Linked DNA regions of Homo sapiens: region 1 is linked to region 2. The links are chromatin loops, found by intact Hi-C in ENCODE. Cell type or tissue: tibial artery. All regions are shown on one strand. Links, peaks and the distances in the headings refer to the core of each region. The heading gives the core; the rest is flanking DNA.

What was found. Peaks named below come from ENCODE experiments on the same cell type or tissue, not always from the same donor. Only the 100,000 strongest peaks of a DNase experiment are listed, where the experiment ranks them.
Region 1: a loop joins it to region 2, with 4 times the contacts of the local background. A loop is called at or near these places in 19 of 110 quality-filtered maps.

What each region holds. Positions count from the first base shown.
Region 1 is chr12:54,142,346-54,152,752 of GRCh38, forward strand. It overlaps SMUG1-AS1 (SMUG1 antisense RNA 1), which reads left to right and starts at 257. Exons shown (of 2, transcript XR_007063322.1): 1 at 257-476; 2 at 7,287-10,311. In tibial artery, for the core only: a CTCF peak has its summit at 5,034 (motif pointing left); a DNase peak (open chromatin) is centred at 4,956; H3K4me3 peaks cover 680 bases; H3K27ac peaks cover 4,134 bases.
Region 2 is chr12:54,027,078-54,037,484 of GRCh38, forward strand. It overlaps HOXC6 (homeobox C6), which reads left to right and starts at 1,363. Exons shown (of 2, transcript NM_004503.4): 1 at 1,363-1,844; 2 at 2,578-3,746. The coding sequence starts at 1,445. The coding sequence ends at 2,885. HOXC5 (homeobox C5) reads left to right here and starts at 5,973. Exons shown (of 2, transcript NM_018953.4): 1 at 5,973-6,499; 2 at 7,201-8,284. The coding sequence starts at 6,046. The coding sequence ends at 7,415. MIR615 (microRNA 615) reads left to right here and starts at 6,873; the gene lies at 6,873-6,968. It also overlaps a transcript of HOXC4 not described here. RefSeq lists enhancers at 5,488-5,782, 5,777-6,928 and a silencer at 7,012-7,071. In tibial artery, for the core only: a CTCF peak has its summit at 5,663 (motif pointing right); a DNase peak (open chromatin) is centred at 5,654; H3K4me3 peaks cover 4,150 bases; H3K27ac peaks cover 3,165 bases.

The sequences.
Region 1 (10,407 bases), core at 1,083-9,082, 120 kb after region 2:
TGTCAAATAGATTTTAAAACCCCAGGCTCGGCCAGGCACAGTGGCTCACGCTTGTAATCCCAGCACTTTGCGGGAATCACGAGAGCAGAAGATCGAGACCATCCTGGCTAACACGATGAAACCCCATCTCTAATAAAAATACAAAAAATTAACTGGGCATCCTGGCAGACGCCTGTAGTCCCAGCTACTCGGGAGGCTGTGGCAGGAGAATGGCGTGAACCCGGGGAGGCAGAGCTTGCGGTGAGCAGAGATCACACAACTGCACTCCAGCCTGGGCAACAGAGCGAGACTCCATCTCAAAAAAAAAAAAAAAAGACTTGGCTCCTCACTTGTATTGTGGGAATCCCAGCCTAAATTGGACATGTGGATGTTGAGCAATAGAGGACAGACAAACAAAGGAATCTCCAGACCCTGCAGGACCCAAGGCAGCAGCCCACGAGTGGATCCTAAAGGATTTTCATCAGCTGCAAGTCTGGGTAAGTGGGCTTTTTTTGGGGGGAGGGGAGAAGCAGCCTGGGATGCTTCTTGCAGGAAGAGGAGTTTCAGAGGAGACAAGAGAGGTTAGGAGCCACTGAGTGGGTGAGGAGGGCCTAGCCCAAGAGGCTGGGGACAACCACGAGAGGCGGGCCAATGGGAGAAGAGGGCACTGTTCCTCAGCGGACTAGGTAGAAGGAGGGGTTGGAGAGAGGTGGGTGCAAGGAAGGAAGAAGGAGGATGGGGAGCTCCCCGTGGCTGCCCCACCTGAAGAATTTGAGCAGCTGTTCCCAGCTCCCCCTTGCTCTGTGTAACATCAAGCAAATGCACGGTGGGGGATCAGCTTTTCCTCTGAAGACCTCAGGGCCAGTTCTCAGGCCTCCCCCTCCCTATGGACTTTAATCCAGTCCAGCACAGATGGATCAGGTCATGATGGTGATGGGGGTGGTAGCATTGGGTCTCCCTGGCTTGAATTTTTTCTTATTCCCCCATGTCCTCTCCTCCTTAGGTGATAATTTATCCTTTCGCATGGTCTTACATACTTCACATGTCTATAGCTCAGAGAACTAAGAAGCACCTCATCATTCTTAAGTTGGGCCTTGCTACCTGCAGGCCCCTCCCCTCCCACACTTACCTTCACACGACTGGGGCAAGTGGTTAGCTTCCCCACGGCCCCCCCAGCCCCTCTCCTCTCCAAGACACCCTTCTTATCTTTCTGACTACAATTAGAGCCTCCTCTCCCTGTAGGGGAGTGAGAGGGACAAGGTCAAGGATCCTCACAACTCAATAACAGCTGTAGAGCCTCACCTATCCTGTGTACTCACAGTGACTCCATGCAGGGGACCAGCAACAAGGGGAAAGGGAGTGGGAGTTAGTGTGGGGACAGGGGAGAAGCATGCATCGGGATTCCCTGCCTGGTCTAGTCTGGTCTGGGAGCAGGGCAGATGCTCAACAAGGCATCCCAGGTCTCGGGGAGCGGCTGGCAGTGGTGAAACACCAGCTCTCTCAGGGCACGTGAAAGTTCATGTTTCCCCTCCCTCTCCTCTCTCCCTCCCACTCTTCATGACTGGATCCAGGGAAGGACACACCTGTCACAAGTACTGCCCTCATCTCTCCCTGTAACTCCACCTCCACCCCCCATACCCACTTTATCCCTCTGCAGGGTTACTAGAGCCTGACCAAAATTCTCTACTGACCAGAGACAGACAGACAGACCTGTTCCCTGTTCCCCAACTTCCAGTGGTGCTGCGCATGGAGACGCTGAGGTGGGACCCAAAGACCTGCTCCCGTCTTCTCTCCTTAGGGACTTGCAGAAGCCCCTTTCTCAGAGTCACCCCTCCCAGGATGAGGTGAAGAGGCTGAAAAGGGAAGGGCCATAATGCTAAGGCTGGGGCAGGGGACAGCGGCGCCCTCCATGCACTCTCCTGATTAGTGCAGGTAAACATAAGGGTTTCCCCCAAATGCGAGGGTTCTGCTTCAGTGCCATGGAAGGCCCCACCAGCACCTGCTGCCCCTCCTGTTCGTCCTCCCTCTCTTCAGCCCCACAATTACCGAGAGCGAGTTGTTGAGGCAAGCTCTACCCCAGGCCTGCGTTAAGAAATTTGGGTGGGATAGGCCGGGCGTGGTGGCTCACGCCTGTAATCCCAGCACTTTGGGAGGCCGAGGAGGGTGGATCACGAGGTCAGGAGATCGAGACCATCCTGGCTAACATGGTGAAACCCCATCTTTACCAAAAATACAAAAAATAAGCCGGGCGTTGTGGTGAGCGCCTGTAGTCCCAGCTACTCGGGAGGCTGAGGCAGGAGAATGGAGTGAACCCTGGAGGTGGAGGTTGCAGTGAATCGAGATCGCACCACTGCACTCCAGCCTGGGCGACAGATCGAGACTCTGTCTCAAAAAAAAAAAAAAAAAAAAAGAAATTTGAGTGGGAGAATAGAGGTAAGAGACATTTCCTTAGTGTTTACTGCAAACCCTGCCAGGCTAGAGGTGCCATAATCTGCCCTGTATCAGATCCACAGAGTCATCCCACCAAAACCCCCCCCAGGATGTATGTGAGACCACTGGACTCATTGGCACTGGCAAATAAGAAGATGGCCAGAAAGCAATCAACACCGAACGCCCACTGCGTGCTTGGCACTGGGCCAGACTCTGCTGGGGGAGACTGGAGGAAAGGCCCATTTCACTGGTCTTGAGCTCTACATACCATGTTAAGCCAGAGAGGTACATATTACAAATACTGGAGACTCTCATGCTTGAGTATAATCCTATAATCTTATACCCACTCCCATTCAGACGTGTGGTCATATGTGAATGTCAAGCACACAAGCTAGACAGAAGAAAGAACTTCCCTAGGTTGTCAGTACTGTAGAGTAAAATCATCAGACTCGAAGCCCTCATTCTCGGAAGGTGATGAACTGGGAGAGCCCCCGCCTTGCTGGGCCAGGGGTAAAATAAGGCTCCTGTCTGAAGGCAGGGGGATGGTTGAGATGACCCCTCAAGATGCTACCCAGGAAAAGGCAGAGAGGTAAAGTTTCCAGTAGAGGGGCATGAGAAGGAGGGACAGACAGATGGATGGAGGGATGGAGGAGTGCAGGGAGCAGTGCTGGAGAGATGAATGGTCTTGGCTGGACTGATGGGCGAGGCCAAGATGGATGGATGGCAGCTGAGGTTTGTTTACTGGCAGCCCCCAGCCCGCCATCGCCCAGGGGAGAGGAATGGTGGCTGGCACATCAGAGGGCTCTTAGGGAAGCTCATGGAGATGATTTAGATGGGAATGAATCAGCTCCATATGGATTAAGTGTCCCCGCAAATCCCAGATCTTACAGATGAGGGGATGGGGCAAGGGCACTGAGGGGAGGGGAGAGAGTGGGGAAGCAGCGTGGAGCTGGTGCAGGGAAACACGGTCCTGAAGCCAGGGGAAGGGCACCCTCAGAGGGCATGGGGCAGGTCAGCCTGGCACAGATGCAACCCCTGCCTTGGTCTGTTGATACCACTGTTCCTCTTGCTTGGTACCAAGCTTTAGGAAAAGGCCTCCTTCTCCACACCAAACCAACTGTTGGAGTGTCCTTTCTGAGTCCGTTTTGGTCTGTCTCCTCTTGCCTCTGTCTCTTGTTCTCTCTACATCTTCATCTGTCTTTCATCTTCATTTTTCTGTCCCTCTCACTACCTAGCCTTCTCTGTGTTTCTGTCTCTCTCCTTCCACATTCCCCCGCTTTCCACACTCCCACACTTTCCATCTCTTTCTCTAGAGGTATAAATGGTAGAGGGATGCTGCCAGTTTCTCTGAACGTCAGCCTTAGCTCTGCCCTCCTCTCCTGGGGTCAGGTCTGATGCCTCCCTCCCTCTGTACTGTTCTCTCACACAGACCACAAGTTTGGAGGTGGTCAACAGAACAGGGAAGGTGGTCAGAAAAGTGACTTTTTGGCTACAGAAAGTTATTTGTGTTCCTCTCTGCCACCCTGCCCTCGTGCCTTCAGCTGTCCCTTCTCCCAGTGCCAGAGGAGGCTTGGATTGAGCACCCATGCTCTATGGACAACAGCAAGTTGAGCAGACCTTAACATCATTCCCGGGGAGGCAACGGGTCATCTGCTGGCTGGGGTTATCAAAGGCCCCATCTCCTACTCCTCTCCCATGCCCCACAGTGAAGAGCCCCAGAGCTGGCTGTGGTTATGAAGCCGGCTGCCATGTGGGCGACCTGGAGTCAGAGCACGGGGCAGTCACATATGACAATTGGTTGAAATATCACAGCCACTCTCCCCCCACCCCCACTGGTGATCTATGGGCTGCGTGCCCTGTAAAAATTATTTATCGGGGCCTCAGAGTGTCCTGATTTAGTGCCGCTGCCTCTGGGGCCTTGGGGCCTGCCTGTCCACCAGAGTCTAAGCGTTAAACGACGCTAAAAAGTTAAACAGCCAACGCTGGGGGCTCACTCGAGGAGGCACCATAAAGCTGTCGGAGCTGCTTAAATCAGGAGCGAGGATTCCCTGGGACGTCTTCTCTCCATACGCCGCAAGCCAAGAAGGCTCTCCTTACCCCTCTGCCACTCACCCATACCCAGAAGCCCACAGAGGGCAGGGGACACGTGGGCCGGGGGCCTGGAACAGAGCCCAAAAGGAGGCCACGGATGACCTCCTCTGCAGGGCTTTCTCCAGCAGAACAGGGGCCGTGGCTCAAGAGGGTAGGGGTCATGTTGTCCAGCTCACCAACTCTGGGCAGGGGTCTCCTTGTTCCGGTCCAGTTTTTAAAGACTTCCAACAAAAGGCACTGCCAAAGTCTCTCCCAGGGGCCCCTGGGGAGAAGTTGTTTCCCAAGTCTGTCTCACTTCAATCCACGCTTCTGTGTGTTGAATCCACTGGAACTCAGTGTCTTCCCACTCAGGTTTGGAGAGGCTGTGCTGGCCACACCAGCCTGTGACTTCTTGCCTCCTTTCACCCCTCCACACCCACTTGCATGGCTCTCTGAGGAACAGAGCCCCACCCTTCCATCACCACCCTCCGCCAACGCACCCCTGGGTGCTGGCATAACACGCAAGCTTCACAGATGGCTTTTCTCAGCTGAAGCCCAGTCCCTGCTGCCACCACCCGGCCGCCGAGCAAGAGGGAAGGTGGGTCTCTGCATGCTGCCTATCACACCTTCTTTCAGCAGCAATAAAACTCACTCTTAAAACCTCCGCTTGGGTCCCTAATATTTGCCTGGCTATATATCTCCGATGATATATGGACAGAAATTGCTCATAAACGGCTATAAAACCTCTTAGTCAAGCCGGGGAGGAGGCGCATGAGGGTGGGCATGGCCCGGGCTGCAGGAGGATTGGAAGCTGAGCCACTCTGCTGAGCACCCCAAACTCAACTCTAGATTCCAGGGACCAGTGGCTGGGTGTGGGGCCTGACAAGGGTGGAGGAAGAAGACCCAGAGGAAGATCTTCAAGCCTCTCATGTGGTATTATGGGTCTGTCTTACCCGGGTGCTCCAGGCATGCGCTGTGTGGCCTTGGGCAAGTCACTCAGCCACTCTGTACCATGGTTTCCATCACCAACATGAGGATAATGACACCTACCCAGGCTCCTTCATTAAGTTGTCATGACAATCAAATGATACAAATTGATACAAATAATTTATCAATGCTTTGTAAAGTAGAGAGGTTGCATATATCAGGTGCTACCTCCAGATGGGCACAGTGCATAGAAGGCATACTATGTGCTGGATACTTTACTTAATTATCTCTAATCCTGACAACACCTGCCACGTAGGTATTACTGTCATCATGTTGCAGACAAAAACCCTGAGGTTCAGAGAGGTGTTCTCAGGTAGTCAGTGCCAGAGATAGAATTCCAACCCAGGCCTGACTCCAAAGCATCAGAATGAAATCCTGGCAACAGAAGGGATAACAGGTAAGACACTGGGGGGACTTCCAAACAGGGCAGGAAGATGGCTGAAGGAGGCCTTCTGTCCCTGGTCTCGCCTCCCCAGAGTGCAGACCTGTCTGTCTAAGAGAGTCAAGTGGTTCCCCTCAGCCTGTTCCCAGTCACTACACCTGATCACCGGAGGAAACAGCTCCCAAGGTGGAAGGCAAAAACCTGGGGCTTTGTGGGAGGCCAGAGCCCTCCAATCAGGACACTAGGAGATACAGGTGGGCCAGGTGAGGAGAGGCCTTTGTGGGAGCAGGCTATTTAGACTGAGATAGTCCCAGAGTTCCTGGTCCAACCCCCCACCAGCTCCAGTCCCTGACTCTCCCATCTGGTTACCCTCCCTCTCCCTCTGCCAGTCCCTGATGCCTCTTCACTCCATGAGGCCCCACCCTCTTCTTCCCCCACCCCACATCCCCTCTGCTTACCCCCCATTCTCCCTCCCCAACAGTATCCCCCGAGAGCCTGGCTGCTCCTCTGGCTGTTCCACACCCCTTCGCCCACCCATAGTCCCTCCAGTACCTGGCTACTCCTTCCCTCCACCTTGGCTGCTGGTTCTCTTCTCTCCCCAGGTCCCTTCAACCCCCAGCTGTTCCCTCTGTCTGCCCACTCATTCCCTCCCTCCAAGCATCCCCCAGCTCCTGGGTGCCCCTTCCTTTCGTGACCCTGCAGCCCCCAACCTCCCCCTAGCGTTCCTCTGGTCTCTTCTCACCTGCCCTCCAGGACCCGGCCCCTGCCCTACCCTTTGTCCCCTTCTTGTGACAAACCAAACAGCAGGAAGGCCATCCTTGTGCCCCACACCTCTCCTTCCCCAGTGGCTCCCACCCCCAACCCCACTTTTCTTTAAGTTTCCAAATCAACCTTCCTCCAATAATAATGATAAAGCAGGAAGCCGGGCCGGAGGACAGTGCAGATTTTTCTTCTTGACATGGAGTTTCCGATTAAAGGCAAAGGGACATAAATCCTCCCGCGTAATTGCTGTGCTCCAGCTCGGAGCCACTTGGAAGAGAGGCTCCCACCCTCTCTGCCCCTGCCACTGGGAGCCCCACCCCCAATTTGAGCAGGGCTTGGTCCCCAGAGCCTGGGGGTTGGCTGGGAAGGGGGAGCAGAATATTGCTGGCATGGGCACAGCTCTGGGAAGGGGGTGGGATAAACTTGAGCAGGGCTCTCTGCATTTTCCTTCCAGGGGTCCAAGCCTAGGATAGACTGTGGGCCACGGCCCAGCTCAAAGCACCTTTCTCTGCATCCAGGGAGCCCTTCAGCCCCTCACATCAGAAGCACACTTTACACTTGGACAAAGCTTGTTGGCATTTATTATCATTGTAAGAACCTTGAAAATTATTGAACAGATACCAGATGGAGGAGGGGCCCCAAGAAATGAACAAGTGCAACTCCCCTTGTTTTACAGATGGGGAAACTGAGGCCTGAAAAAAGGACTGTCTGGTGGCAGAGCTGGGAACTTAGAACTTGACATCTCATGCACCACAGAGGGGCTGGCACCGTTTACATCTACTAAATCGTGGGCCAAATAGCTTTCTCCCAAGTAGTTTTCTCACCTGCTAGAGAAGCTTTTTAAAAATTCAAGAATGCTGGATGTTGTTATTCCCTCTCTACAGACTGGAGAACGATGACACTAGAAGTGTGTGGGAATTACCTGAGGTCAAAAGCCAAGGGTGGAGCCTGCGGTCCCTCGGCCTCCTGATTCCACATTCATCCTCTTCCCGTCTCAGGATTTTACACCCAGAGATGCCAATGTCTGGTGACTCCACAGGTTGAACTCAGCCTGGCCTGAAACCAGCCCTCAACCCTTCGAAAGCCACAGAGCGCCCCCGCCCCCACCCCTGGCAGGGACCTTCCCAGCTCTGTTCCTCCCTTCTTTTTATTATTATTATTATTATTGAGACGGAGTTTCACTCTTGTTGCCCAGGCTGGAGTGCAATGGCACGATCTTGGCTCACCGCAACCTCTGCCTCCAGGGTTCAAGCGATTCTCCTGCTGCCTCAGCCTCCTGAGTAGCTGGGATTACAGGTGTGCACCACGCCTGGCCAATTTTGTATTTTCAGTAGATACACCCACCCCCAGGCTCTGGGGACCAAGCCCTGCTCAAATTGGGGGTGGTGCTGCCAGGGGCAGGGGCAGAGAGGGTGGGAGCCTCCCTTCCAAGTATTTTAGGGTTTCTCCATGTTGGTCAGGCTGGTCTCGAACTCCTGACCTCAGGTGATCCACCCACCTCAGCCTCCCAAAGTGCTGGGATTACAGGCATGAGCCACCACGCCTGGCCCCTTGTTTTCCAACCTCCTGCCTATTCTTCTCCTCCGTGAAGCCCTCCTGATTTGAAACCCTTGGCTCCCCTTTTCTTGGTTTCTTCCTGCACTCAACAAGCCCCTCCAGCAATTCCTAAATCAGGTCCTGGTGTGACTCTCTTCTCTCTCATCGGACTAGGGGAACAGGCCTGCGTCTCCTCCCTCTGAACTGCCAACTACTAACCCCCACCATACCCATTGTCTCCACACCACCTCCCACGCCCCCTGAAGACTCAGACCCAAAACAGATCTGTAAAGCATGTGCGTGTGACCATGGGAACCCGGGAGTCCTGTCTCCTCTTCATCCACAGAAATTTCCACAGAAGCCCCACGGATTCCCATTTCAGGTATGAGACTACCATTGCCTCTGGGTTTCCCTGACCCTCCAGGGACAATCTGGCTTGTCCTCCCCCAGACTTCTTCCCTCAGCACCTCAGGTGAGGGGAAACCTTCATGTCCATGCCCTGGGCACCCACCCCTCCCTCTACCACATCAAAGCTCAGTGGGGAGCAAGGTCCAGTGAGGGCTTTGGAGTCTCCAGGAAGACCCCCCTTTCTGGGTCAGCTAGAAGATCAGCTTAGAAGGCTTAGCTGCTCCTGAAGGGGCCTGTGTTGAGCTTCTTGTGCCATGTTTGGGGTGGCTCTGTGGCACTGCCTGGGCTGAGTAGTTCTGGATGTGACTATAGGGATTTGGGGTGTTACTGTAGATTTTGGATGCTGTCATAGAGTTTGGAGTACAACTGTGGAGTTGCCCTGGAGATTATGGTGGGGTTTTCTGGGCTTCACACTAGGGTTGCTCTGGGGTTTTTATAGGGTTACTCCAAAAGGCCACAGGCCTGTGCTACTACCTGGCCCAGAGGAAGGGAGGGAGATAAGGCTGTAAAAGAAAGCTAGGGAGTTTGGAGGGGGAAGGACGGAGGTGACCCAGCTTCCTAGAGGAGGGGATAATTTGAAGTTGCAGAGCAGCAAGGCTCTGCTCTACCCCATCTTGGTATTCAAGTCCCAAACCCTGGCCAACAGCCTCCTTTGTTGGCAGTGAGGGTCTGGGAATGAAGAAGGCTGCTTGCTCCCCTGGAGTGATGACAGGCGAGATGCTGTGCAAGCCCCGGGCTTTCTGTAGGGAGGAAGGACCAGGCCTGGTCCTGGGCAGCAGTATGGTCCTCCTGGGTGTATGTCCCCAACAATAACTGAGCCCAGAGCTCCCACCTCAGTCTTGGAGCCCTGCCCTGGGTGTTGCTGGGGCAGGGCAGAGTCCGGAGGAAAACGACATAGACCCTTCTCCCTGGGGACCCTGAACTTACAGGGATGACAGACCCTAATCTTGGACCCAAGTGAATAGAGAACTCTTCTTGCAGCTTAATCATGAAAAACTCCCCAAGAGACAGAAGTGTAGAGCCAGGATTGGGCAGAGTCTGAGAAGGGAGAGGGTTCCAAGTAGCAACAGCTGAGGGAAGGTGCAGAGGTGAGGAAGGATGAGGGTAGTTTAGCCCCAGAGACTTGGCGTAGGGAAAGAAGAGTCATTCACTCTTGTATCCATCATTCACTTAGCAAACAATCGAGAGAGCAGCTCTACATCAGCATGGTACCAGGAAACACACAGATGAATTACACAGGCAGGGACAGCAACTGGAGAGGCTTCCAGAAACTCAGTCCTCATCCAGAATACTAGCACCAGCTTCAGAGTTCTCTGGGTCCATGCTAGCTGAGCTTCTACCTCCCCGCCTCTCCAATCCAAAAGAAATCCATTCCCTAGCATTTTACTTCTTCCTCAGAGTCCCACCCCTGCCTCAGTCCTTGCCCCAGACCCACTACTCAAATATGCCATGCTCCTCCCCTCTGGGCAGACCCTGGAGCACCTTCTGGACCACAGCTACAGCAGGAGGGATTGGGGCTAGACATTTTGAGCACCTTCCCAGTGGCAGAGAGCAGTGGTGCTGAGGAGCTGAGCAGAGGGCCAAGGAAGGGATGTGAGCTTGAGTCCAGGCCCGAGATCCTCAGCCTGACTTTGCATCTTGCCGGGAGAGGCATCATTCATCCACCCAGGGGTGGAGATGGGGCAGGGGGAGGGGAACGAAAAACACCCACAGCCCATTAACCTACTTTTGCAACTTCATTAAAACAGAGTCTTCGACATGTTGCCATAAATTGTCTTCTGAGGAGGAAGCCAGATCTCAAGTTCTAGCAGTGAAGCTTCAGAGAAGAGGCTGGGATAGCCAGGTTAGAAGTT
Region 2 (10,407 bases), core at 981-8,980:
TCAGGAGAAAACCCCCATCTGCACACTTTCCGCTGTTTCAGTTCGCCTACTGCGGCTCCCTCACAAGCCTCGGATTCAGCTGCCTTTTCGTAACCGTCTCTTCCCTTTTTTTAGCCCCAAGATGGGGGAATAAAATGGGCGTTGAGGTTGCTGAGAGGCCCATCCCCACCACGGGTGACTGGCACTTGGGTGAGAGCTCCTTAGAACCCCTTTCTGAAGTCTCCAAGCCTCATAGCTCAGGTCCAGGGGCGCCTCCACTGGCGGTGCCCTGAGTCTGGAGGGGGCAGGGGGGCTTCTGACCAAGGCAGGGGCTTGAGCCTGCAGGAAGCTAACTGTCCATCAGAGCCCCACCAGCCTTCTCTTTCTGGCTGGATCCTATGTGAATTACCCCACAGGCCCTCACTGGCTCCAAATAATAAATTCTCACCAACATAAACAGGAGTTGATGTCTCTAGAAAGATTCTCAGAGTTTTCGTTCTTCCTCTCTCTCTCTTTCTCTCTGTCTTTCCCCCTCCGGTGCCACCTCCCTACATTTTACTTCTTTTTCTCCTTTTTCTATTGCATTTTTTATACATTTTCCCTTTTAGGCAAAAATGCTGGAAGAGTTTTCCCAACAGAGGGGTCCTGAGAAGGAGGCAGAAGGGAGCCAGGAGGCAAAGGAGAGCAGATGCGTGGCCCATTTGCCCACTCCAGCTCTGCCACTGTACCCTGAAGTCTTGCCCCTTTAGACCTAGTTGTTCCCCACATCCCTACTACATTCAAGACTCTCAGCCACACTCTACTTACTCAGGGGAACAGGTTTTATGAAATTTCTTTCTACTTTTGATTTTTTTTTAATTATTGGTGAAAAAAATACTAGTTTAGTGATGGGACTCACTCCATGGAGTGTCAAAACAGGATTTCCTGCAGGATTTCTAGGGACCCCCCTCCTGTGCTGGGAGGGAGTTCTTCCCTTGGAGAAATCAGGATGTAATTTTAGAAGGGGGCAGATATAAAACATGAAACCAGATTGAAAATACAGGGGTTTCTCTAGCCCTGGCTCTGGCCACAGCACAGCAAAGTTAGCTGGGGCTGAGAGATTTCCTGGTAGTACAGCTCTCCTTCCCTGAGTCCCAAGGCCCTGCTCAGGGACATGCACCCCTCCTTCACCACCAAACCAGTTCCCTTACATATATATATATATATATATATTTTTTAAAAGAAATCCAAGTCTTACTTTCAAAGCACACACTTAGTCTCAACTAGGGAATCAACAGAAGCAGAAGCGATTTTTTTCCCCCTTCCTGACATCTGGCTTGCGATTGGCTGGGAGGGGGTCAGCTGACTTTGTCATTTTGTCTGTCCTGGATTGGAGCCGTCCCTATAACCATCTAGTTCCGAGTACAAACTGGAGACAGAAATAAATATTAAAGAAATCATAGACCGACCAGGTAAAGGCAAAGGGATGAATTCCTACTTCACTAACCCTTCCTTATCCTGCCACCTCGCCGGGGGCCAGGACGTCCTCCCCAACGTCGCCCTCAATTCCACCGCCTATGATCCAGTGAGGCATTTCTCGACCTATGGAGCGGCCGTTGCCCAGAACCGGATCTACTCGACTCCCTTTTATTCGCCACAGGAGAATGTCGTGTTCAGTTCCAGCCGGGGGCCGTATGACTATGGATCTAATTCCTTTTACCAGGAGAAAGACATGCTCTCAAACTGCAGACAAAACACCTTAGGACATAACACACAGACCTCAATCGCTCAGGATTTTAGTTCTGAGCAGGGCAGGACTGCGCCCCAGGACCAGAAAGCCAGTATCCAGATTTACCCCTGGATGCAGCGAATGAATTCGCACAGTGGTGAGTTTTACAGCTCCGAGATATAAATTAAATAAACTGAACTGGCTTTATGACCGGCTTCCCTAGAAGAACGGGCGGAGAGAGTTTTTTATGGCCCCATAAAAACAATCACGCTCGTCTCCTCACCGAGACAGGGCCCCCTCTTCTGCCCCCTCAGCTCGCCTCTCGCTCGCTTGCAGGGGCCTGGCCCCCTTGGCCCCTGACGGATTGGAGGGCCCCAAGGCGGGCTGAGGGGGCAGGAACAGGGCAGGGGATGAGGGGAGGGAGCAGAAGATAGGGGAGCCCCCCAAAGTGGAGTCAGTCTGAGGAGAAGGGAGGGGGAGAGGAGAGGCAGATAAGTGGGGAGAAGTTTCCAAGGAACTAGGATGCTTGGGGAGATGGGGGAGCCCAGTCCTTGAGAAAGGGGGCCCTCATCCCCATTATCTGGGATTTTTCAAAAATCTGCTTTTAGACTTGCAGCTTTCTGTTTGCCTTTTGCCCCGCCCCCCCGCCCCCCCCCCCACCACACACCTTTCTTTGGGACACACAGGTCCCACCTTATAGGAGGTCTGAAGTTGGGGTCCTCGCTGTACCCCCAGTGGGGGTGGGGCAAGGCAAAAGGGAGAAGGCTAGAGCCCTAAGGAGGCTGTGAGCTGCTGGCCAGGTTGGGAGGGTCAGGACTTTGCTAGGCGAAACAGTCTGCAGAGGACGCTTTGCTGATTGCTTTTAGTGTGTTTTGTGCCCGGATCTTTAGGGGTCGGCTACGGAGCGGACCGGAGGCGCGGCCGCCAGATCTACTCGCGGTACCAGACCCTGGAACTGGAGAAGGAATTTCACTTCAATCGCTACCTAACGCGGCGCCGGCGCATCGAGATCGCCAACGCGCTTTGCCTGACCGAGCGACAGATCAAAATCTGGTTCCAGAACCGCCGGATGAAGTGGAAAAAAGAATCTAATCTCACATCCACTCTCTCGGGGGGCGGCGGAGGGGCCACCGCCGACAGCCTGGGCGGAAAAGAGGAAAAGCGGGAAGAGACAGAAGAGGAGAAGCAGAAAGAGTGACCAGGACTGTCCCTGCCACCCCTCTCTCCCTTTCTCCCTCGCTCCCCACCAACTCTCCCCTAATCACACACTCTGTATTTATCACTGGCACAATTGATGTGTTTTGATTCCCTAAAACAAAATTAGGGAGTCAAACGTGGACCTGAAAGTCAGCTCTGGACCCCCTCCCTCACCGCACAACTCTCTTTCACCACGCGCCTCCTCCTCCTCGCTCCCTTGCTAGCTCGTTCTCGGCTTGTCTACAGGCCCTTTTCCCCGTCCAGGCCTTGGGGGCTCGGACCCTGAACTCAGACTCTACAGATTGCCCTCCAAGTGAGGACTTGGCTCCCCCACTCCTTCGACGCCCCCACCCCCGCCCCCCGTGCAGAGAGCCGGCTCCTGGGCCTGCTGGGGCCTCTGCTCCAGGGCCTCAGGGCCCGGCCTGGCAGCCGGGGAGGGCCGGAGGCCCAAGGAGGGCGCGCCTTGGCCCCACACCAACCCCCAGGGCCTCCCCGCAGTCCCTGCCTAGCCCCTCTGCCCCAGCAAATGCCCAGCCCAGGCAAATTGTATTTAAAGAATCCTGGGGGTCATTATGGCATTTTACAAACTGTGACCGTTTCTGTGTGAAGATTTTTAGCTGTATTTGTGGTCTCTGTATTTATATTTATGTTTAGCACCGTCAGTGTTCCTATCCAATTTCAAAAAAGGAAAAAAAAGAGGGAAAATTACAAAAAGAGAGAAAAAAAGTGAATGACGTTTGTTTAGCCAGTAGGAGAAAATAAATAAATAAATAAATCCCTTCGTGTTACCCTCCTGTATAAATCCAACCTCTGGGTCCGTTCTCGAATATTTAATAAAACTGATATTATTTTTAAAACTTTATACCGGGAATTCTGTTAATTCGCTCGCCCGCCGGCCTCAGGGTGAGAGCTGGAGCAGGCTCCAAGCGCTCCCGCGCCTGCCGGCCCCCTGCAAGCCCCCAGCCCTCTGCACTCGCCTTCCCCGGAGCCCAGGCGCCCGGCCCCGGCCTTCTGTTCGTTCTCGCGATCGCACTGAGGGGCTGGGAGGCCTCTCTGGGCTCCCTGCGCGGAGCAACACACACACCCTGCGGGAAAAAGCCGCGTAGGATTTTGTTGCGGGGGGAGCTGGGATCAGTCGGTTTGGGCACCAACCCCACGCAGGCCTTTCTTCCTGCCTGTGGCAGCCGGTGTCCTCGGCGTCCGAACCCTGAGGCGCCCCGAAAGACCAGTAAAGAAGCACTATCCAGGCACCAGGGTCTCCTCCACCCACTCCCGGGAGTTGGAGGCGGGGGGCGCCGTGAGAGCAAGCCCCAGGCCCGCGCCAAGCTGGCTGTTGCGAAACGTAGCGGAGGCGGAGAGCGGAGGGAAAGAGAAGACCGCGGGACTGGAGCCCTGTCGGCAGGGATTGAGCGATTCAAGGACATCTCGAGAGAGAAAGCCTGGAAACTGAGCTCTCGCCTGCTCTGGTACTCCTGACGTGGCCGGGACAAAATTCCTTCTTCATTACAGCTCCAGCCGGGCTGGTTCCTTACTTTTCTCTCCTCAAACGGGTGAAGAGGCGGGTGAGGAGCGCAGCCGGACCCTAACCATTTATCAACCCTGGCCTTCTCTCTCCAAGCCTGGCCAGAGAAACCTGAGTGGGCCTACAGGGAGAGGTGTTGAGGAGGGTCTCCGGAGGGAAAAAATCCGCCAGAGTTTTCCGGGCCCTTCAGATTCCCTCCAGCGCCCCCACCCTCGCCTCCAGTGCCTCCACCAGTGAGGAGGGGGCCTTCTCCTGGCGGGGCGGAGATTTCCTGGGAAGAAGCAGGCAGGGAAGTATGAGACTTGGGGCTACGGGGGAAGAGGATGGGGCCGAATGGCTGCAGATACCCTGCGAAGGCTACCCAGGCGCCTGCCCTGCCCACCCCCCAGGTCCGCCCCATTCCTCTTGGTAGCTCAGAAATTGCTCTCTTGTGAACCTTATGGATTCAGGTCCCTGGAAAGCCTAGCCCAGAGACCTTTTCCCCAAAGGGCACATAACGGGCCTTTTCCTCTGCCATGCTCACGTAATATTTGTGGAGGCTTCAATCTTGCTTCTCCATGTCCTCAATTAACATCTATTTTCTGTCTAAAACCTCTGGCATAGGTACCACATAAGGATCGCACACAGGGAAACAGAGCAGTCCTCTAGACCATTGTCTGGCTCTGTCCGTGTCCACACACACACTTGAAAATTGCCTTGTTGCCACTCTGGGGACCCTAGCATGGTGAGGTCTAGCCAACTCCACCTGGCTCCTCACCTCCAGATCCATCCCAAACAGCCTGCAACACCCTCAGCTTCATGACCCCCCTATCTTGTTCTGACCACTCAGGATCCCTCCTCCTGGGCGTCCTGTCTACCTCTTCAGAAGCTAATTCTACTTTCTCTTGCTGATAGGCACCTCTTCAGCAGTAGTGGAGCCTTAGGGCCTGAGAGGCAAGGGACTTCTACCTTTGGTTTAGGGAACCTAAGTTAAACCCCATTGGTTCTCCAGCCTGGGCATAGGCCACCTTACCTAACTTAATCCCCTTTCCTCAGCCATTTTTGAAGATTGGAAGACCCTGGAGGTTGGGAGAACGGGACTTTCATTACAAAAAGCACTCTGTGCGTTATAAGTGGGGCCTCGTCTTTTCCCAATTTTAAATAGAATTTAAAAGGCTAGCTCAGGGGTTGCCCCAACAACCAGCTTCTCCTTCACAGTGTAGGAAATCCAGCCACCGGAAAGCAAGCTGGCGCTCCAGGATGCAATTCCCCCACATAGGCACCAGGTGTCGCTGTGGGCTTGTTGTCCCGGCTACCCCCAATTCCAAGAACCTTTTTTTTTTTTTCCCTCCCCCTTCCCTCTTTCTCTCTCTCACTCCCTCTCCCCCTTGGTTGGGCTTTGCCAACATATCGAGATGCTTTTCGCCGGCTTCCATCACTAACCTCCCGGAGGTCATCAAGCCAAATTTATGAGTGGCCGCTCGAGTCACGTGACTCTATTTAAGGCTCCCTTATTTGGGAAGAGCGCATAGGATAAAGAAAGAGATATCTCCACCTATAAATTGTCCACTTTGGAGAACAAAAAACCCCTCAACTTCAAAGAGTCACAAATCACCCTTAATCAAAAAGGGTGCAGAAATTTTTTTGGGCCCTCCCCGCCATGAGCTCCTACGTAGCCAATTCATTCTATAAGCAGAGCCCCAATATCCCTGCCTATAACATGCAAACTTGTGGGAACTATGGATCGGCCTCAGAGGTGCAGGCATCCAGGTACTGCTACGGCGGATTGGACTTAAGCATCACTTTCCCACCGCCTGCGCCTTCCAACTCTCTCCACGGGGTAGACATGGCTGCCAACCCCCGGGCTCACCCCGACCGCCCCGCCTGCAGCGCCGCGGCCGCTCCGGGACACGCTCCGGGCAGAGACGAAGCGGCTCCTCTGAACCCCGGGATGTACAGTCAGAAGGCGGCTCGCCCGGCGCTGGAGGAGCGAGCTAAGAGCAGTGGGGAGATCAAAGAGGAGCAGGCGCAGACAGGGCAGCCCGCCGGACTGAGCCAGCCACCGGCCCCGCCACAGATTTACCCGTGGATGACCAAACTGCACATGAGCCACGGTAAACTTTAGGACTTCATTTTGCGCTCTCGGGTCCGCCTGGGTTTTATAGGCCATGCGGGGCAAATAAAGAAAAAAAACCTGCGGCCATAAATTTTACGATCCAGGCATCAATGGCTCGTAAAACTGTCCACTAAAAGGCTTAGAGGCTGTGTGCGCCCAAATTTACGACGACATAATTGGATCATAGGAACAAAACGTGTATAAAAGGCAATATTCAATTTTTGGGGGAGAGGGAGGGAGTTAAAAAAATAGAGGGATCTGAAGGGTGAGGAGCGCGGGGCTCCAGAGCGGGGATCCCCCCGCGGCTCCCTCCCTCCCTCCCCTGCGGAGCCGGCTCCGCCGGCGCTTGCGGCTCCGGAGGATTCCAGCGACTCGGGAGGGGCGGGAGGGGGGTCCCCGGTGCTCGGATCTCGAGGGTGCTTATTGTTCGGTCCGAGCCTGGGTCTCCCTCTTCCCCCCAACCCCCCCTCAGCCCCTCCGGCTGCAGAGTGAAGGCTGCGGTGGAAAGTTTCCTGCCTGGGCGGAGGCGCCTCTCCCGGGGCTGGGCTGGGCTGGCCCGCCTGCGGCCCGCGTGGCCTGTCTTGCGGCTCTCGCCTCCTCTCCCTCCGGCCGCGGGTGGGGGCCTGGGCTGGGGTGGGGACGGGGGAACGCTGCAAGCTATTCACCCCTTCCTGGCTTGGGGTGGGGTTTATGTTCCAGAGACGGACGGCAAGCGGTCCCGAACCAGTTACACGCGCTACCAGACTCTGGAACTCGAGAAAGAATTCCACTTTAACCGCTACCTCACTCGCCGCAGGCGCATAGAGATCGCCAACAACTTGTGTCTCAATGAGAGACAGATCAAGATCTGGTTCCAGAACCGCAGGATGAAGTGGAAGAAAGATTCCAAAATGAAAAGCAAAGAGGCTCTTTAGAGGCAGCGGGGGAGGCCCGCAGAGCGCGCCCCTAGCCGGTTCCTGTCCCTGCGCCTTTCCTTTTCGCCTTTCCTCTCTATATTTCGGGTCGGGGGCAGGTGCTGGAGCACTGGGCTCCCGGGCCCCACAGACAAAAGCGCTTTTCCTTGGCATTCCGCATCCCTACCGACCCAGGGTTCCCGCGGGGCTGTCGGCGCTGCCCCATCTCCCCTCAGCTCGGCTCAGCTCGGTACCCGGGGCCCAGGGCAAGCTCCGCAGGACTTCCCCGGAGGGCTGCGGCGTACAGGCTGGCGCAGAACGAACCTTGGCCTGGGCCGTATCTCCGGCTCCCAGCCTCAGCGCGGCCCTCCCGAGTTAAGGTGGGCCCGGCCCGCGCCACAGGACCCTCGCCGGACCCTCTAACCTCGCCCTCTCCTTTGTTCCCGGCTGGACGGGTTAGACAGCCAAAGGCTGGCGAGAGTCTGGCCCTAGACTCGGGGTGCTTCCTTGTAGCGACTAAACTAGATTTTCACTTATGAATGATTTGCATATGAAAGGAGAGCATCGGCCTAGGGCCCCCACAGTTGCTCTATGCTTTCCAAACCTTATCTCCACAACCTCTTCCCCCCAAAACCCGGGAACCTCCCCAGCCTGCGCCTGCTGCATGCCCTCTCAGGCCGGCAGCCCCAGCCTGCTAGCTAGCTCAACTAGTGGGGTTTCCTGGCACTGGACCCCAGCAAGTGGTCCTAGAGGCCCTTTGCTGTCCCATAGTCCCTGCCACGAATTTCTGTGCCCTCCTGACCCATTGCTGTTGTCCAACTATTTATTGACTCTGGGTCCTTCCTGAAACTATATTTTGTCATATCAAATAAAGAGAGAACAGGACTAAAGATGCAGTGGCTCCTGTCTGTTTGGGGCATGTATTGGGTAAAATTGTCTAAATGGGCTGTGAGATGTAGAAGGAGACCCACAAACTTTAAGCCACCCCTTTAAAAAATTTTCTAGCTTCTAGGGGCAGTGAGTAGAGGGAGGTGAAATTGAGCTCCTTTCCTGTTCCTTGGCTGCAACAAGAGCCTCTGGGGGAAGAGAAGGGCACCTAGGCCTCGAGTACTGGCTTTTCCCATGCTGTGGCTGTCCAAGGCCTTCACGCCTCTGCACTCCAGGAGGCCTCTGGACTGGCAGCAGCCCCCACTGTGTGCCAAAGCTGCGGTGCAGGAACCAGTGGCTCCACCGTGCTCAGCCTTAGGACCTTCTGGGCCTCTGAAGATCTTTCCTGGGCCTAGGTGGTCCCTGAGAGGCCTTGCTGGACATAGAGGGAGGGCTGAGCCCTCACTCTAGGGACCCATTTGGTCTCATAAGGGCCTCTAGAGGGAGGTGGTATTGCTTGGTAAGGGGGTGTTGGGAGAGTTGGAGGAGGTGTGCCTCAGTATCTAAGATACTGGGGAAGAGGGAGCAGGGAGGACAATCTGCAGTGTGTATCAGCCTGGCAGGAAATGTTCAGACTGTTTCCACCACCTTCTAGGGCCTCGGGCTATGCAGGACAATTAACTGGGAAAGGAGCTGCATAGACCAGTGCTGGAGTCACGTCTGTCTGCCATCATTTATCTCAGTCTCTGGGATTTTGTGTGGAGGGGAGGATGGGTTAAAAGTGGGGGTGGGAGGAGGCAGATAATTCAGGTAGTGTCTGAGGATCAGGTCCTTCTCCAGGCTCCTGGGATGGGCTGGGGGAGGAAGCACTTTACAGTAGAAACAAATGTGGGAAGGGTCCATAAAACTTTACTGCATTTCCTCTCCCACCTCCCACAACAGGGTGATTTCCTGGAGCCAAGCCTAGGCCCCCCACACTGGTGGGGTGAGGGTCTGGAGCTTGGCTAAGGGATTGCACCAGCAGCCAAGAAGAAAGGGGAGCAGAGGGGCTCTGGGGAGGGGCAGGGGAATATTTATGATTATTAATGCTGATGCTCCTTGGATTTATTATAAGGACTAACTTCGCTGCATCCCACTGCCTAAGCTACCCATCAGTCATTTTTTAAAAGACCCAAGAGCCTTTCCTCACCCCATGCTTGGCACATAGGCAGTCTCAACAAATGCTTATTGAACAGTGCCCACAACTACCACCCTTCCCCTTCGCACTGCACTCAGGCCAGGTTAGGGCGCCTGTTGTCTCTCCTCAACTTGCACACAGCAGTTAACCCAGACCAGTGCTCTCTCTCTCTCTCTCTGAAATAAAATGTGTAATTTTCTTCAGGGAGTTATTTTAATTTTTTCTCCATGCTGAGTAAAACTATTGAGTGAGCAGTGAAGCGTGGAGAAGCACTGGCGTCTCCGGTGGGTAACAGTTAACTAAGAAAGAGGCTGTGGCACCCGCACCCACCTGTTCCAGCCTCCCAGGCTGCCCAGGCCCTGTGCTTCCTCCCCAGGGGACAGGCGCACCACCCCAGGGGAAAACCAAGGGCTTTGTCATAGATAGGGGCAATGTTGGTTAGAGCTGCCAGGCAGGGCACACCAGCCCCACCGTGCACTGACTGCCTCCTCCCGGCAGGGTTTGGGCCTCTCCTTCCCTGGAGGAGCTGAAGGTCTGACTCATTTTGGCTTGGGTAGACACAGAGTGCCTGCCTGCCCTCCTCCTTCCTGTCACAATCTGCAGGTCTGCCCAGGCACCAGCCTTGGCTTCTGCAGCATCGTCGGGAGTCAGCGGCGGCAACCAAGCCAGAGGCCTCGTACCTACTTCCCTACGCTGAGGGTGCATAAGGCCCAGATCCCTGATTTCTCCCTGAACAGGGGCTTCTGCTTTGGGGCCTGGGGTAGTTTCCCCACCAGCCAGCCTCCTAGAACATATTTCCAGGTAACAGGGTCTGGCATTGCTCTGGGGGAGTTTATGGAGGGGTCTTCTGGGTTGCAAGCAGAGACTATGGAGCCTGCCTCTCCACTTTGCCCTGGAACCCACCCCCTCTGGCAGCAAGAAAGAAGGGGAAGAAGCATGACTTACCTTCCCGGGGGAGTGGGAAGAGGG